Regions from separate parts of the Homo sapiens genome. Here region 2 is linked to region 1. A link is a contact called in ENCODE Hi-C or POLR2A ChIA-PET data. All regions are on one chromosome and are shown on one strand. Each heading gives the region's core, a stretch centred on a gene start or an enhancer-like site at or near the end of the contact. The rest is flanking DNA. Distances are from core to core; before and after follow the strand shown. Region 1 overlaps LIMS1 (LIM zinc finger domain containing 1). Region 2 overlaps LIMS1 (LIM zinc finger domain containing 1).

Region 1 (6,368 bases), core at 2,368-4,867:
GGCAGGAGAATGGCGTGAACCCACGAGGTGGAGCTTGCAGTGAGCCAAGATTGTGCCACTGCACTCCAGCCTGGGCGACAGAACAAGACTCCGTCTCAAAAAAAAAAAAAGAAAAAAATGCACAAATCTTCAGGTGGGCTGATATAACCGATACTACAAGTTCAAGGAAAGAAGGGGCAATCCATTTTAAATCTATAATTACCTTCTAGTATGTTTCAAAGATACTGTAACAGGAATTCTCATAATGGCTTTCTTCATAGTCCTATACTTAAAATTTTTAGGTATTAAATAGTCTGTTTGCTAGAAAGTATTAATAGAACTGTGAGATCTTGTATTTTATATCCATAATTTCCCCTTCATACATTCAGCCTTTTGTTTTTCACAGATCATAGAGATAACATTGTACTTATTAGTAGAAATAAACCAATTTGTTCTCACACACAAAGTTGGGTACCTTCAAATCAACAACTTCAAGAATCATGTTCACTTAAATCTTTGAAACTTTACAGAAAATTCCAACTGGGCATGGTGGCCTATGCCTGTAATTCTAGCGCTTTGGGAGGCTGAGGCAGGTGGATCACCTGAGGTCAGGAGTTTGAGACCAGCCTGGGCAACATGGTGAAACCCCATCTCTATCAAAATACAAAAATTAGCTGGGCGTGGTGGCACGTACCTGTAGTCCCAGCTACTAGGGAGGCTGAGGCAGGAGAACTGCTTGAACATGGGAGGTAGAGGTTGCAGTGAGCCCAGATTGTGCCACTGCACTCTAGCCAGGGCAACAGAGCAAGACTAGGTCTCTCAAAAAAAAAAAAGTTCCTACTATTTTTTGATTAATGAGGGTAAAATATGAATCTGATCATATGTTCGATATCTTATAAAATGGTCAGTTCAGAAGTTCCATGTTAAAATTACCAAGTCCTCTCAACCAATGAAAATCTATAGTCTTAAGAAAAAAAGGCTGGGCGTGTTGGCTCACACTTGTAATCTCAACATTTTGGGAGGCTGAGGCAGGAGCAACACTTGAGCCCAGGAGTTCAAGACCAGTCTGGGCAACATAGAGAGACACCGTCTCTACAAAAAATGAAAAATTAGCCAGGCACGGTAGTGTGCGCCTGTGGTCCCAGCTACTCAGGAGGCTGAGGTGGGAGGATCGCTTAAGCTCAGGAGGTTGAGGCTGCAGTGAGCTGTGATGGCTCTACTGCACTCTAGCCTGGGAGACACAGTGAGACCCTATATGTCAAGGGTAGGGGAGAAGGAAGGAAGGAACAAAGGTAGGTAGGTAGTGACAGTTACTACAGGACTGAACGAAGGCGGATGAACGCAGAAATGAAAACAAAAAAGAAACTGTTTTAAAGAAGGGGTCAGGGGGATCCCTGCTTCTAGTGAGCAAAGGCAGCCCTGAGCTTCTACAGCCTTTGTATTTATTGGGTAGAAAGAGCAGGGAGGAGTAGGTAACGATTGGTCAGCTGCTTGACTGATCACAGGTTCACATTATTGCTAACAGGCTTCAGATTTGCCTAATCACAAGCAACACTGTGCCTGGGGCATGACTGCCCTCAGCATTCCTTCTGGGCAGCAGACGCAGTTGTCAGCTTGCTAACATTCTGCATTCATGAGAACAGTTTGCTGTTTACTCATATAGCCTCCAGTGGTATACTGAGTTGATCACTGACCCTCATTCTTTCAGCCTCCAACAAAGGAAGGGAGGGAAGGAAAGGAGAGAAAGAGAAAAAGCATAAGTCCATCTTCCAATCTATGTCTGAAAATATAAATAACATAAGAGTTAACTTTTCAACAGTTTGACAGGTCCTAAAAGGTAAACACAGAATTACCATATGATCCAGCAACTCCACTCCTAGGTATATGCCCAAAAGAATTAAAAGCAGGGACTCAAACAGATATTTGTACACCAGTGCTCACAGTACTCAAGTGTTCATAAGTGACATTACTCACAATAGCCAAAAGGTGAAAATCACCCGTGTCCATCAACAGATAAATGGATAAACAAGTACAGTATATACATACAATGGAATATTATTCAGCCATAAAAAGGAACAAAATTCTGATATAGCTACAACATGGATGAACCTTGGGGACATTATGCCAAGTAAAATTAGCAAGACACAAAAGGATAAAAATATATGATTCTACTTATATGACGTACCTAGAGTAGGCAAATTCATAGAGACAAAAAGTAGAACAGAAGTTACTAGGGGCTGGGGGCAAGGCAGAATGGGAGTTATTGTTTAATCGCATTGTGAATGTGAAGTTACTGTCACTGAATTATACACTTAAAAATGATTATGATGGTAAATTTTGTGTTATTTATATTTTGCTATAGCAAAAAAGGAAAAAAAAAACCAGGATAATTAAACCGGGCAAAAAAGAGTCAAGTTTTCAAAGCATTTCCAATCTACCTCCACTATTTCATTAGGATTCTATTTTACAGATAAGGAAACTGAGGTTCAAACACCAAATGAGGAGCAAAGCATGGACCAGCACTCCAGCCAGTGGGCTCCACAGCCAGCCAACTGCAGCCTGGCTCACCCCACAGTCCAGCACACAGCACTTCTGAGTGCAAGCCTGCCTTCCCTCAGGACAGCCTCCCAATTCTACTCTCTGCCCTTATAGCTTTCCTCTCCCTCCACCAACTTTCATGTGAACAGTGGAATAATCACCACAGGGTAAAAGCACAATTCACAAGACTAGGAGAAAAGCCTAGGAGCACCTGAGAATGTAGGCCTTTCACAAGAGGACCACGCACACAGCACTTTGTGCTCAGAGTGCTCATTACCAAAGCAGACTAGGATGCTTCCAGCTGCAGGAAATCAGAAAACCCAAAGTCAAACTGGCATAAACCATGGGAAAATTTATTATCACACAGAACTATGAGATGAGAGGCAGAGGGAGATCCAGGCCTGGATCCTGTGACCAGCAGGTGAGTGCCAGAACCAAAAATGCAGGTTCCTTCTGTCTTTCTGCTCTGACAACTTCAGTGTCAGACTCACCTCAAGACTGATCCCCTCAAGGTCACAGAATGGCTGCCAGTGGAAATACGGTCACAGCTATGCTTCATTATTTGCTCTCTCATTCTGGATGTGAAGGAAAATGCTTCCCCCTCCCCCCTCAAAAAATAAAGTCTTTCCTTATGACTGAGGCAACCCAGATCATGTGGATACCTCTAGACCATAAACAGTCACCACGGGAAAACCATGCTCTCACCTACTTAAAGAATGGATTCTCATGGCTAAGGGTGAAGGGGAAGTAACCGAAGAAAATGTGCATCTCGTTATTAGGAAAGACAAAGGAAATGGATGCTGATAGGCAGCCAGCACTGTCCACTATTCCTGTGTTTCTCAAACTTTAATGCACATGAACTCCCAGAGGATCTCACTACAACACAGATCCGGATTTGGTAGGTCTGAGATAGATAGGGCCCAAGATTCTACATCTTCAATAAGCTTCCAGATAATGATTATGCTCCTGGTCCCTCTCTGCACACAGGAGCTATTCAACAATGGTTTGTGTGTCCCTTACCTAAAGAGCACACCTCCCCTAGTGACCAGGGTGTCTGGCCGCCTCCTGAGAGCGTCATGTCATGTACTTTTGTCAGGCTGGTTGCCAGCTGCGCTCTGAACATTAGAGGCCAGCACACTCCTCTCAGCTGTAATGGCACGGATATTGAATAGTGCAGGTGACAAATTACCCTGAGGCATCCAGAAACTAAGAAGCTTTTTAAACAAAAACATTTGGCAAAATAATCAATGGTGATAAATAATATACTCTAGCTCTAATGGCAAGCTGTTATAAATCTCTTGCATTTTATCACCCCATCTATGTTAAGAGTTTCTACCCCAAGAATAAGGAAGATACTCTTCTTCAGAGACTGTCCTTCAGTAGCACTACCCCAATGGGACACCATGCCAAGTACAGGGGGAGAAGGTGACCACTCCTCGGGAATAGAGTGTAGGCTCTAGAGTCTGGGATGAAGTGGAGCCATGGGTTAGTCTGGCTCATACTGAAGAAGATGTAAAGGGCAATAGGTATCAAGTGAATATACAGGAAATAAGTAGCAGCATCTCCTAGATTTTCCACAGGATCTCAATACCACTGACCCCACCAAGAGGTGTCATTCCTCCACCACCTCTTCTATCCTCTCCTGGCAATTTCCTTGGCTTCAGAATAACAAGGTGTTCCCCAACATTGAATGGATTTCCCAGAGAAAATGTAATGCTACAGGAAATGCATAGGATCGGAAATTCCAGGGCCCAGGTCTCAACATCAGCTTTGTCATTTTACCAACCAACTATGTGAGTAAACAAGTATTTCCTGAGTCTTGGTTTGCTTATCTAAAAAAATAAAAGAGAATGAGGATAATCATGCCTATCTATATCATCAAACACTACACAAATGTTTGTCCCTATCATTCGAAGTTCTCCGTATGGTAGAAGAGTAATCCCAGTTTTCCCCATACACCAGAGAACTCTGTAATTCTCACAAATCCTGGATGTTCAGATTGAAAATGATCTCAGGCATGGCTCCTCCATATACTCTAATGTCCAACAGAGTCATCACAGCAGTTCTGGGGGTGTACGGCCTGAAGCCAGTTCCCCAGAGATTCTGGGAAGGCTCGTCTGGGTCTGTACTAGCCTGCAATTTGGAATTTCCTGTTCCTTAGTAGTTTATGGCACTAATAAGAGTGTTTTGCAAAGCAAGGGATTTACCTTCCAAGCAAAGAGAAGACCACAAAATAGGAATGTCAATGAAAAACTATCATTATTTCTAATGAAAGAGAGCTGGATAGTTCTCTAAAGTCTCTTCTAACTCTAGTATTTTGGGATTGTGTGATCCTGGGCCTTTCCTAGAGAAACTTTAGCCCAGAATCCACTGCTAAAAAGCTTCTATTATGACCCGCACTTACTCCTGCCAAGCATAAAGCACTGTCCTCAACTGGCTCTCCAAGTTTATATAACAGTTAAAGGTCATTTGCTTCAATCGTGGAGCAATGATTTTAAAAAGGACCAACAGTTAAAAGCACACAAACGGCAGTGAGCCCCAGACAAGTACTAACTCTCTCCCTCAAAAGATATTTATCTGCACCCAGGCTGCATCTGGGCAGTGAGAGAAGGAAACCTTGAACCCTACAAATTGTGTCCAGGAGAGAGCATGGAAGACCATGCTAGAAAGTGGCAGCATATTCTCTTATGTAAGGAGGAGGCCCACATGAATTATGACTCTTTTTATGCTTTTCTCTTTAACATCCCATCACTGTCCACAGTGATTTCTCATGCACTGGTACCTTCTTCAGAGCCATCCTGATTAAACTTCGTTTATTTTTCATTGGATATGGCCGTGACAAAGGATTCTCAGATTAATATCCTTCATTTTCCCCAATCTATCTCTATGCCTCAGAAACTAAGTACTGAAGAAACTTCTGGTGTTTATAGTTAAATTGGACTAGGCACAGTGGCTCATGTCTGTAATTCCAGCACTTTGGGAGGCCAAGCTGAAAGGATTGCTTGAGGCCAGGAGTTCCAGACTAGCCTGGGCAACACGGTGCAACCTTATCTCTACAAAAAAATGTAAAAATTAGCTTGTCATGGTGGCACATGCCTGTAGTCCCAGCTACTTGGGAGGATTGCTTCAGCCTGGGAGGTCAAGGCTGCAGTGAGTGGTGATCATGCAGTATGGCCGACAGAGCAACACCCTGTCTCCAAAAACACACACACACACACACACACACACACCCAAAATATATATATATACACCCCAAAGTTCACTCATAGTGTATATATATAAATATATAAGATATATTTATATATTTTATTTATATATTATATGTAACTGTAATGTATTACTATTATATATTAATATATTTAACTGTATATTTTATATTTATATTTTTAACTATATACAATTATAGTTAAGTATATATAGTATATATAGTTTCATATATATACTATACGTATAGTATATAGTTTCATATATATACTACACGTATAGTATATATATAGTTTCATATATATACTACACGTATAGTATATATATAGTTTCATATATATACTATACGTGTAGTATATATAGTATATATAGTATATATAACTAATGTATTATGTATTATATATTGTATATTTTATATATACTGTATAAAACTGTATATTTTATATTTATATATTTAACTATAATTATATAGTTAAGTATATATAGTATATATAATATATAGTTAACTCTCTCAATATACATATGTATATATACACACATACACACACATATACACACATTAGAGACCTCTGTACTTCTCACAAATCCTGGACGTTCAGATTGAAAATGATCTGAGGCATGGTTCCTCCATATATATACATATATAT
Region 2 (6,368 bases), core at 1,432-3,931, 78 kb before region 1:
TGGAGTCTTGCTCTGTCACCCAGGCTGGAGTGTAGTGGTGCGGTCTCAGTTCACCGAAACCTCCCCCTCCTGGGTTCAAGCAATTCTCTGCCTCAGCCTCCCAAGTAGCTGGGATTACAGGCACCCACCACCACGCCTGACTAATTTTTGTATTTTTAGTAGAGACGGGGTTTCACCATCTTGACCAGGCTGGTCTTGAATTCCACCCGCCTTGGCCTCCTGAAGTGCTGGGATTACAACCATTCTTTTTTTTTTTTTTTTTTTTTAGAGATGAAGTCTTGCTCTTTCCCCCCAGGCTGGAGTGTGATGGTGCAATCTCAGCTCACTGCCACTTCTGCCTTCCGAGTTCAAGCGATTCTCCTGCTTTGGCCCCCTGAGTAGCTGGGATTACAGGCACCTGCCACCACACCCAGCTAATTTTTGTATTTTTAGAGATGGGGTTTCACCATGTTGGCTAGGCTGGTCTCGAACTCCTGACCTCAGGTGATCCACCCGCCTGGGCCTCCCAAAGTGCTGGGGTTACAGGCGTGAGTCACCGCGCCCAGCCACAGCCATTCTTTATTTATGTAAACTAGAGGCCACACATGGACTCATTGTTCAAGTCAGGGCCAGAAGATATGGCCACCCCACACCCCAGTGTAGACCCCCATCCTCATGGCACTTTCTGGCCCCAGTGACATGTCTGGGGGCCACTCAATGTGAGCTCCTGGGTTCCTCTGTGACCCCAGCAAAGAGGCAAACAGGGACACACACCCATTGGTCAGTCCTCAAGAACAAGAGGAGAATAAAGGAACTGAGGCGATCAGTGAACTTTTGTTCTTCTTGAAGATGACTGGGAGGGTGGCTAGGACAGCAGCTCCTTGGGCAGTCGCTGTGCTCTGCTGCGCCTGGCCGTGAGGGCTTCTGTGAAGCTTTACTGTGAGTGCTCCACATGCTTTCCTGTCATGGTCATTCCTGAGCCTCCCTTCCTGTCACATCACTCCCACAATAGAATGAAGCAGCCGCCTGTTTTCTAAATAGTCCCTCGATTTCAGGACATTTGTGGTGAAAAGGACCATGTGTACCACTTAACACTGATGTGTGTGGCGTCTCTCCAGAGATGTCGCCAGGACAAGGTGTCACATTCAGAAGGCACAGCTTCAGGAGCCTGAAAGCCAGCCTTGGGAGGGCTGAAAGATTTGCCTCTTGCTAGTGGTAGGGGCAATGTTCTGTATGAGCTTCTTTGTTTTCTGAGGGGATTGAGAAAAACCTAAAATGTAATGCAGTAACAGTCTGGACAATTTCTGTTACAAAATGAGCTTTTAGGAGATGACATATTACCTCATTATTTCTTCTCTTTCCTCATTATCTACCTCTCTCCCATTCCCCATTGGTATAGACATTAAATTGAACAGCTGGCATGCTGAATTAACATGAGAGTCACTGAAAACTGAGTGCTGCATGAGAGCTGGCAGCTGGCACACCAGAGAGCCCTGCAGTCCTTCTTCCCTCCCCCTACAGACATCCTGCTAGAAGGAGACCCCAACCTGACACAGGTCAGTTATTGCATGGACTTCCTTGAGCTTTGCCCAGCCTGCTTCCTCCCTCTCTACCCTTGTAAGAGTCTTTGAGGACAATCCTCCCTCCTCTTTCCTTTGGAGCCACAAAGAGGCTACAGCCAGCATCCAGTCCCCATCTCAAACACAAACCTCCAAGAAATACTACTTCTAAAGAACGGTGGTGTGCAAGACAGAATCACAAGAAAAGCTTGGTGGGAGAAACACCACGATGGAGCTCAGGGAGATTATTTCAGGAAATTTTGCAATTGAGGCACAAGGATGGACACACACACACACCTGTGTGTAAATTTCTTATCATTTAATTACTTAAATAATATAAAATAAAACTTAATTTTCCTGATTTTAGGGCAACAAAACTCCCTGCTCTAATCCTTTTATAAACAGCACTGTCGCCAGGGATTTCAGTTCAGAATGGCAAACATGCACTTGTATGACTCTGGGCCAACCAAGTCTTTTAAGTCAAACCTTTAACCAACTATTAGTAAAGCATAAGACAGAACAATCTCTTTTATGGCAGCTCATAAATGAAAAAGCAAAAATGTAATCAAAACTAACTTGGCAAGAGGCCAAATTCATAGGCTGAGAAAACAGAACAAAATAACTGAGCTTCAAAGAGTTTAGAACCTATTAGGAAAGCAAATCAAATGGTGAAATTGAGAGTGGTTCAAATAAACTAATAAATATGGTGACTATTTGGACTATGTTCAGACTGAATATAAGAGGTCTGACGCTCTAATGACAGCGCCTATGCTGGTTGTATAAAAAGTCAATAATTTAAGCCTATTTAAAAGCAGCAGTCATTTTTACTCTTCTATGGATGGCAATATTCTAACCTATTACAGACAAAGCACCACATGACTATTTCAAGAGACAGTTTTATCCTTTGAAATAAAACTGCTCTGAAACACAAAAAATAATTCTGTGTTAAAAGAATACATAAAAATAACCTCACCAAATCAATTAGTAAGAATTAAGATGCTGGCAAAAACAAAGGGACAGAAGAGCAGGAATAATTCAAAAGGCAAAACCAAATCTTCCACTGCCGTCATGATGAACATTAAATGTTCTATTTCAGAGCAGAGCAGGGGATACACGGATGCTTCCTGGAGTGGAGGGGGAAGGGGACAAGGGAGTCACCTGGTACACTTTATTAACCTGAGCACAAACATAATCAGAAGAACAATATCATAATGGCTCATAAGGCAATGTCAGTGCTTTCTCATTCAGAAATCAATGTGTACACTTGCTATGCAGGTACAGATTGCCTGTAAGTAAACTGCTTATATAAACAGACTTTTCAAGGTCAATTTACCTTCCTTTTGGTTTAATATTTTCATCTACATTTAAGTAGCCTGAGCCAGTATTCCAGTTCTCTGAGGCCACAATCCCAGGCACTCATGTACAGCTCTGTAGAAGTTGCTGAAGTGCCACTACTCACATGTTGATTCTATAGCAGTATCTGCATTCCCTCTTACATTTTCAAAGCTGAGGAGGCAGAGAGGCTTCTCTTTGGCTCGCTTACCATTCATTTGGCCCCAAATACCATTTTGTGCAATAAGATCTAGCACTGCCTGATAAAGAACAAGGTGTCCAGAACATCAGGACTCTGGGCATATCCTCCCTTGAGTTTTCCTTCACTGTTCATCACACTCTGAGAATGCGCGTTGCCTGACCTTGAGACACCTGGACCCTACATCCTATGCAGCATCAGCACTTAACTTTTAACATGGTGTCTTTCAAGGCAGAGAAGATGGCTGAATTTAGCAGATGAAATCACTGACACAAGGTACTTAGGAAGTAAAAAGCAATTAACTTTCTGCTTTTCAAACATGTGTGGCTTCCCAAAGAGTAAAAAGGGAAAGTATCAGCTGGGCACGGTGACTCAAGCCTGTAATTCCAGCACTTTGGGAGGCCAAGGCAGGTGGATCACCTGAGGTCAGGAGTTCGAGACCAGCCTGGCCAAAATGGGAAACCTCGTCACTACTAAAAATGCAAACATTAGCCAAGCATGGTGGCAGGCGCCTGTACTCCCAGCTACTCAGGAGGCTAAGGCAGGAGAACTGCTTGGACCCAGGAGGTGGAGGTTACAGTGAGCCAAGATTGCACCACTGCACTCCAGCCTGGGTGACAAGAGGGAAACTGCATCTCAACAAACAAACAAACACGAAAGTACCTATTCTGTGAAGGAGGCATATATGCAAAGCGGTTCCAAATGTGAAGGAGCTGAGAAACTAAAGAAGGAGAAAGACAAATCTATTTTGTTGGTATTGGGTGATTTACTGAGGGAACTTACAGACAGAAGTGTGGTCTTGGTCAGCCACAAAACAGGCAGATCTCTGCACCACTGCTCCCAGACCCAGGGCTTACAGACCATGAAGAAAGGGCACGTGTGCAGACAACCCTCCAGAACATGGATGCCGTACGCATCACAGCCTGGAGTCTGTGTGACAACATCCAGGTTGACATGTTCTTCCACTAGGGACAGTAAGTAAAGTAGTAATCAGGAGCCATTCAAAGGTCTCAAAGGAGGCTAATCAGAAGTCAACATGGCATGCTATAACAGATGTCTTAGAAAAAAAAAAAAAAGGCAACACGGTAGATTAGCATCCAAGACAGAGTCCCTTTTGTTCCACAGCATACAATCATTTGATATTTAAAATGAAACACAATAAATCCTCCTTGAGTAGGTCTAAATCTGTTAATATAAGAACATTCACTTCTTTTACAGATCATATTCAACTAGCAAAGGGAGAAACTCAAAGCTCCTAAAAATAACTGACTTGCAGAAGTCAATTACTAAGTAGTTATTCAAGACACTGGACCCAGGCCAGTGGGCTATACCCAGACTCCTCACCCACTCTCACTCAGCAACTTAAAACAAGTGTATTTACACTCAAAACTAGGAAGGGAAGGGCGGAGGTATATATTATCAAGTAAAGGTATAGAAAATAAAATCTTCAGTTAAATGAGAGTCCAAGTCAGTCTACCCCATTCTTTAAGCCAGAGGCTAGTCTACCCCATTCTTAAGCCAGAGGCTAGAAGCTGACTCATTAAGTGTCCCACACTCTGTAAGCCAACTTCATCCTGTCATAATAAATTTTAATTGTCTGAAAAATCAAACAATTCCATCCCTGCTCCACAGATGTAAAAGCAGTAACTTGAGATGTTCATTTTTCTGAATCTAATCTTTTACCCCTACATTACCATTTTCACTTTCTAACATTAAGAAATACTGTTTTTTTCCAACACAAAATATGAAAGCTTAATGATTACCATAGAACGACAGCCTAGATTAAGGTAAAGAATCCTACATTTTTCCTCCTCGTCCCACTCAACCTCCAAATTACTCATGCTAGAGCCATGGGTGGTGAAATCCTGGTGTGGCTTATATCCCAACAGACACACAGGTAGCTGACAGCAGAGGGAATCTCAGGGGCTTTGTTATATTCCTGACTACTGGGATAGATGTTTGGATGGGACACAACCACTCATCAGATAAGCCCTAAATAAATGAAAAAGTATAATGTGTTAGTTACACATAAGGGAAACGTTAAAACTGTGCCATTCGTCATGATACGTATTTCAAAAAATTTAAAACCTTTGATTACTGAAGATTTCAAACATATATTAAACGAGTGAGTATAACGAATCCCTCTGAACCATTATCCAACTCCAACAGTCATCAAGTCGTGATCAATTTATCTACTCATCAACCATAAAATATTTTGAAACAAATTCCCTACATTGTATCATTGGATCCCTGAGTTCTTCAGCATGTAAGTGTGACATAATTAAGCTCTGATTTCCTATAGCAGTGCAGTGAATTTCGAAGGAGGCTCACTACAGGGATGCCTGAATTTCACTGTTTTTAAAATCACAATTTTAAGTGAGGCAGGCTGTCTTCTGGTTTTCTTTTCTTTCTTTTTTTTTTTTTTTTTTTTTTTGAGACAGGGTCTCACTCTGTTGCCCAGGCTGGAGTACAATGGTATGATCTCACCTCACTATAGCCTAACCTCCCAGGCTCAAGCAATCCTCCAGCCTCAGCCTCCCAAGTTGCCAGGACTACAGGTGCACGCCACCACGCTTGGCTAATTTTTGTATTTCTTTGTGGAAATATGGTTTCACCATGTTGCCCAGTCTGGTCTTGAACTCCTGGACTCAAGTGATCCACCCGGCTTGGCCTCCCAAAGTGCTGGGATTACAGGCATGAGCGACAGTGCCTGGCCTTCACCTGGTTTTCAAATCTTGATCTCCTAAACCAAGACGCCTCTGCAGCTGCCATGGGACAAAGGAAGGACCTCAGGAAAGGAATCTGCAGTCTAGGCCACATAGCCTTCTCTCCTCACATCACCTCCATGGAGAATCACTGACTTTGTTTCACATACCACAATCCACAGGGAAATCCTGTCTGGGAAAAAAATGACTCTTTAAAGCTTCTGAATGGACCAAGCCTTTCTTTTTATATTTGGAGGAAACTGGGCTTCAGAGAGGCCCAAGGTAAAGTTCCACTTCCTCACGTACTAAACAAGCTCATTAAAGGATGCAATGTCAAACAAACACAGTAACCACCCACACCTTTTCTGAGAGTCTCAAATGGAAAGTCTTCTCTATAACTGATACTTGCATTTTTTCATCTGTTCTTGTGAGAATCAGAAGCTCTAAAAACACTGACTGGCTTTTTGAAATAATCCAACCTCTAGCTATTTCTATTATGAGTGAAAGTTAACTCACTACAGTTGAAGCAGTCAATTTCAGTCTCTGTCTCCTCTCTTTCTTTATATATATCTCTGAAGACCATCCTAAGTTCAT

Evidence for each region. A loop is a pair of places that touch in the nucleus more often than their neighbours do. ChIA-PET counts read pairs that join two places held with the same protein, here RNA polymerase II (POLR2A). Pooled maps may share reads with other maps.
Region 2: a loop to region 1 is called in a pooled map, with 2.2 times the contacts of the local background. The contact joins two enhancer-like sites. A Hi-C loop is called at or near these places in 1 of 168 maps with a recorded cell type or tissue (DLD1) and 3 of 50 pooled maps. POLR2A ChIA-PET finds 5 or more read pairs at or near these places in 4 of 52 experiments (A549, H1, PC-9 and 1 more).

The regions. Positions count from the first base shown.
Region 1 is chr2:108,551,965-108,558,332 of GRCh38, reverse strand. The region is part of intron 1 of LIMS1 (LIM zinc finger domain containing 1); the gene reads right to left. Among named protein-coding and RNA genes, the nearest start is that of LIMS1, 21 kb to the right of the region's middle. Within about 2 kb of position 3,617, at least 4 of the 41 ENCODE cell types and tissues checked have a DNase peak (open chromatin) inside an H3K27ac peak, as active enhancers do.
Region 2 is chr2:108,629,328-108,635,695 of GRCh38, reverse strand. All of the region lies in intron 1 of LIMS1 (LIM zinc finger domain containing 1), which reads right to left. Among named protein-coding and RNA genes, the nearest start is that of LIMS1-AS1, 46 kb to the left of the region's middle. Within about 2 kb of position 2,681, at least 2 of the 41 ENCODE cell types and tissues checked have a DNase peak (open chromatin) inside an H3K27ac peak, as active enhancers do.